2 separate regions of the Mus musculus genome follow, and region 2 is linked to region 1. Evidence: chromatin contacts called from ENCODE Hi-C data. All regions are on one chromosome and are shown on one strand. Each heading gives the region's core, a stretch centred on a gene start or an enhancer-like site at or near the end of the contact. The rest is flanking DNA. Distances are from core to core; before and after follow the strand shown. Region 1 overlaps Adcy2 (adenylate cyclase 2). Region 2 holds the start of Adcy2 (adenylate cyclase 2).

The links. A loop is a pair of places that touch in the nucleus more often than their neighbours do.
Region 2: a loop to region 1 is called in a map of gastrocnemius, with 8 times the contacts of the local background. The contact joins the promoter of Adcy2 here to the enhancer-like site in region 1. A Hi-C loop is called at or near these places in 2 of 37 maps with a recorded cell type or tissue (both gastrocnemius).

What each region holds. Positions count from the first base shown.
Region 1 is chr13:68,958,187-68,960,886 of GRCm38, forward strand. The region is part of intron 2 of Adcy2 (adenylate cyclase 2); the gene reads right to left. Among named protein-coding and RNA genes, the nearest start is that of Adcy2, 40 kb to the right of the region's middle. Within about 2 kb of position 1,403, at least 1 of the 3 ENCODE cell types and tissues checked has a DNase peak (open chromatin) inside an H3K27ac peak, as active enhancers do; it is gastrocnemius, where a contact is called at or near this core.
Region 2 is chr13:68,998,249-69,000,948 of GRCm38, forward strand. Adcy2 (adenylate cyclase 2) reads right to left here and starts at 1,293. Exons shown (of 25, transcript NM_153534.2): 1 at 826-1,293. The coding sequence starts at 1,047. It overlaps Gm35161 (a long non-coding RNA gene), which reads left to right and starts at 1,297. Exons shown (of 5, transcript XR_873632.3): 1 at 1,297-2,417.

The DNA of each region.
Region 1 (2,700 bases), core at 153-2,652:
GGCTCTCAGGTAAGCTGGCTCAAGAATCCTGATCTCCCTGCTATGTTATATGGTCTTCTATACTGTGAAAGCCACATTGTCTCTCCTGTTGCCCAGCTTCACTCCTCAGAGCAGATCCGGGACATCTGCTTCCTCCCAGGAGAGCTAGCCACAGAGCATCACCTATGGGCTCCGTATTTGATACATGCAGGAAGTAATAAAGGTTTTTGTGAAGGTCTATATTGTCAACTTAACTGGATGTAGAATCACGCTCTAGACAAATCCCTGGACATGTTTGTGAGTTATTTTCTAGATTAGGTTAATGGATATGGGGAAACCCATCCTTAGCTGCTGCACTGAATAAAAAGTAGAATAAAAAACTGAGCCAAATGCAAGCATCCATCTCTCTCTCTCTCTCTCTCTCTCTCTCTCTCTCTCTCTCTCTCTCTCTCTCTCTCTCTCTCTCTCTCTCTCATGCCTCATTGCAAAAGTGATGTGATGAGCCTGTCACAGACCTGCCTCCACAGCTTCCATGCTGGGACAAACGAGAAGCCAAATTCAGTGCCTCCCTTCTTCGGGTCACTTTTGTTTATATTTATCACAAGTACCAAGTAAGTAATACGACTACTAATCCTTACAGCTGGAAACTGACTTGTGAAGATTCATGAAATGAAATCATTCAAACCTGTCAGGCCATCAAGTCACCAATAGGCTCACGGTTTTCAGCTCTTGCAGTTATGACAGAGTCCATGCTGCCATTCCCCTACCACACCCTGTCTCCTTACACCACCCCACTGTACCTCCCCTTGTGTGTAGAGGCATCTGTATACCTCTCCTCTGATATGCCCAGCTCTGGGGAAAAAATCTTCTATTTTCTCAAAGCCACCTGCCATCACCCAACAGTGAAGAACCGCTGCTTGCTGCATGTCACAGAACATGCTTCTCCCTGTTATCCAGGGTGTGACCTCCAACAGGGCAGGCAGTTTCTCAACTCTGGTCGCAGGAGCAACCTCCACATTGTCACTTGAACTGAGTGGAAGCAGCAGTGAATATACATCCTTACTGTGAAATGTGATAGTTTAAACTTTAGCTATGCCTTACTAAGATTATGTTAAAAGGTTCCCAACACATCCAGCACAAGGCCTTCATAATTACTGTGCTGAGTACCTTTTCATTCTGAATCCGCCAGTGGTCCTCTTGGATGAATTGGATTTGACACATTGGGGGAAAAAAAGTTGCTGGACTGCGTGAACTTCAACATGACTGCTTCGCTGCCATCAAGATAACCTTGGCAAGATGAGACTAGGAAAGCTGTATGTCTGGACTCTGTGCTCATCACAGACTCACCCTAGTCAGGCTTGGCATGCTGGTGTTCCATTGCTTAAGTCTCTGTTACAAGGCTGCCTGCAGAAGTCCATGAGTACTGGAATGGAATGTCACCTGATCTGCCACCTGCCATCAGTCTCTTGCCAAATGCACCAGCTGCATTCGGAAAAGGAAGAGGTCACCTAAGATACCAGGGACTGCTCAACAGGAACGTGCCCATTTAAATACTTCTGGTAGTTCTGGGATTCTTTACTCTATCATGAAGACTATTCCTCTACAGTTATCTTTGGTTCCCATTTCAATGATGGGCTTGACTTCTAGGAGTCAGAAACACAGCTCAGAAGCAGCAAAGCTAAAGCACATGTCGTTTCACTTCATTGGCTACACAAATAGAAAGGGCAGTGGCAGAGACAGAGAGTGAGACCTGTCATCACAACCCATCTTCCATGAATTACTCTGTTCGTGAGGTTCCTGACTTCTCTTCCTAGGGACACACACAATCAATTCTTGTCATTTGTAGTACATGCATCCATATCGTGCTCACAAATACTATCTTAAAGACTACTAAACCATTCAATATGGGTTTAGGTTCCTCTACAGCCCCAGACTCAGGATTTTTTCAACCTATCTGTCCATAAACTTATTTTGTGAATGTTATTTTTAAAATCCTTCCTTAGCATGTGTTGCTGACTGATTAACCTTGAAGTCTCAGTAGCTCAATGTGGCTAAAGCTTCTCTAATACATGCATTTTCTCCCCAGGGGACACACAGCCTTGAGCTTAGAACACGGGACATCCAAAGAACACGTGCACCAATATGAAGCCTGCCGGTGTCAAGCTGTAACACTGGACAGAACGCAAAAACACACTTGACCCTTTCATGAGAGCTGAATGTCGCCTTTTCCAGGCTCATAGGAATGGGAATCTCAGGTGACTGGCAACTTGTAACACCCTGACCTACCTGTGAAAGAACACCAAGAATTCATATTTAGAGTTATCAAATGTTTCAGGCCAGAAAAATTTGCAAATATGGAATCTACAGTTATTATATTTGCATTCTACTCAAAACTGAGGTAAAGCTGTTGCCATTTCAAATGGCTTGTGAAGTGTAACCGTGGCCTCTTTCCTCAGAAGTGCACTGCTTCTGCTGCAGGGACAACAAAGGGCTCCTCACTCTGGGGAGTTTGTTCACGTCTAGTGGTTACAAGCGCCCATGTCTGCTGTCAAGTTATACTGAACCCCATGAGCGAGGCCTGAGCCTGATCTGACCCTGTGACTGACACTCAAAATAGAGTTTGGCTTGGATGAGAATGAAACCTTAGCTGTTCTGTTGGTCGTGTGTTCACTCCTGAGGCCGTGATTTTTAATTAATTTTTTTTTCTCTCATTAAGAAATC
Region 2 (2,700 bases), core at 43-2,542, 40 kb after region 1:
ACAAGACAGTCTGCACAGGCAAATCATGGTCAGGGGGAAAAGTTTGAACCACACTGAAGAGAAGGGAGCGCTAAGAGGAAGTTACCGCCATCTACAGATTTCCTTACAGGGCTCCAGGGAGCCAGCCTGAGATTCCTGACTGAAAATTATGAACCAGAAAAACTGACATCAGCTATTGAGCTGCGTTAATGCTTCTAGCCGTGAAAACATGCTTTAACCATCAGCAGGGAACCATGATCGAGTCCTGCACTTCTCTAAAAAGGGGAAAGCAGCGAGGGTCCCTTCCATTTTTAGCTCACTTATAGTCTCTGGAGATGAGGCTTGGGCATCTGCTCAACACTCCATCACTTTCTCTCTACATGGCTAAACACGAAAAGATTCAAAAGCCAAGATGCACAACATTATCTGGTTTTCATTTTCGCTGTCATGAACTGCTTTCCCAAAGCACCTTGTTTTTTAAGAGTTAAATGATGCCCAGACCAAACTCAGAGAGGAGAGCCGGGGGCGTTCCGCGGACAGGGATGGGAGGCAGCTAGCGCGCCAAGGAAGCCTGAGGACTGCCTCTGCTGCGGGCAGCGGCGCCGGGAGAAAGCGCAGAGTTGGCCACGGGGCGCAGAGATGCTGAACCCACACGCCCTGCCCGTCCACCTGGAGCAAGCCCTGGCAACTTTATTTTGGGCAAAGCCTTCCAAGGAAACTTTTCCTCTGTCCACAGCTCTCGCCCTAGCCAGGCCGGCCTCGGGCAGGGCACAGGGGTGAGGAGCAGCCTGGGGCGGGACACGGTCGCCTGCGCGGTCCCCTCGGAGCCACGGGGAGGCCACTCACCAGCCCGAGCGCGAAGAAGACGGCGAGCAGGGCGAGGCAGGCGCCCATGACGATGAGCAGCAGGAAGACGATGAGAGGGTGCTGCTGGCTCATGCAGTAGTAGGACTCGTAGAGCCAGTCCCGGGACCGCTGCAGCCCCTCGCCGCCGCCCGCCGCCGCTGCTGCCGCCGCCTCGGCGCGGTCCCGCAGGTAGCGGCGCCGCCGCATCGCCTCCTGCCACATCGGGGCGGCTCGCGGGGCGCCCGCTGTGCGCGCCCTGCCCGGGCAGCGCCGCTCTGTGGTCACCTACCGCCTGCCGCCCCCGCGCTTCGCGACCCGCCGGCTGCCCGCCCGGAGCTGTGCTCAGGGGCCTCGGGCGCGGGCGGAGCTCGGAGCCCCGGGCTGGGCGCGCTGACGCGCGGGCGGGGGCCGGGGGCGGCCTCAGGGCAGCTCCCGGGCGCCGCCGCCGCCACCACCGCTCGCGAGGGCGGGAGCCACCCGGCCCCTCGGCCCGCCTCGCCCCACCCCGCGCGCAGCGCACCGGCCTCCGCGCAGGGGCGGCGCCGGCCCGCGCCCACCACCGCCCCCCGACGGCCAGGCTGGGCTCCAGAGAAAGCTTCAGACCGAGTCCTTGCCCTCCAGCCTGTCGCAGGCTGCACAGTGGGGCGCCTCCTCCTCTCGCTTTTGGACTCCAGCCAGGCAGATTGGGGCTTCAGCCTTGTTCTCCACTACAGCAGAGAACAGCCTGAGGGCTACTGTTGGGCTCCTGGAGTCTCCCACCTGACTGCCAGAGTCCCCACTGCCTCTCCATGATCTCACAAGGCAGCAGTGTAAAAGGCTGCCATGCTTTAATACCCCCCAGCCTGGAGAGGGGGTCCCATATCCCTGACCACCCCTCTTTAGTATGCCTACTTAGCAAAATGTGGCTTCTTTCTCACTTTCTCTATTGTAATTTGACTCCCAGTACAGAGCAGGAGTTAGGACCCTCCAGGACTTGTGGGAGTCCTTTTGAAAGAATGGCCCCCACGAACTCAATTACACAGTGACTGGAGACACCTGTGGTCCTCAGGCAGCGGGCCTCTCCTTTTCTCTGCCTTTGCTCTCCGCGCCTTAGAAGTACCCTATGGACCTCTGTGTTTGGCATCGCAGATCTCCCCAGAACCCTTTCAGTCAGACAGGGATGGCACAGAAGTTGGAGCAAGGAATGAGAATCATCCTCTGTGGGCAAGGTTGGCTTGGGAATCACTCATCCCATGCCGCTTGACACTCTCGGGGACCAAATGCACGAAGCATGACAGACCTAGCTAGATCCTCGTGGACAGGCTGGGCAGGCATTTCGTGGTTGTGACCTCAACCTTTGTTCTTTCTAGATGACAGGACTAACCACTGACCTTCAAAAGACTGCTTCTAGAAGGTTCCTATTTTCCTGTCCTTCCATCCAAAGAACCCACAAGCCATTTTTCTCCCCCAAATCATTTTCTAAGGAGTCCAAAACACAACACCGCCTCAAGAGCTATTCCACATTCTCTGTCAGCCCGGAACTGCCTTAGACCTTTGCATGTTCCCTGACAGCAGCCTGCCTACCTGAGTTGCAAGCCAGCCAGCATGAACAGGTAAGCTGAATAACTGTGTGACTCTCAAATGCTGGACCTAGGCCATGCACAGAGTCTCAGACCCAGGGATTTCCAGGGATTTTATTTTTGGACCCAGAGAGTGAAGACACAGCTGTGTTCTCAACCTCGATAGAGGGCAAGGATGGAGTTAATGGGAGAGTTGACTTGAAATCCAGGACATCCCAGCTTTCCTCACCCAGTCCTGGAGGAAATCACGATGGATCCCTAATAGTGAAACCAAGCTTGTCATGGAGCCTCCCTGCCCTGCTTGACCTCTGATAAA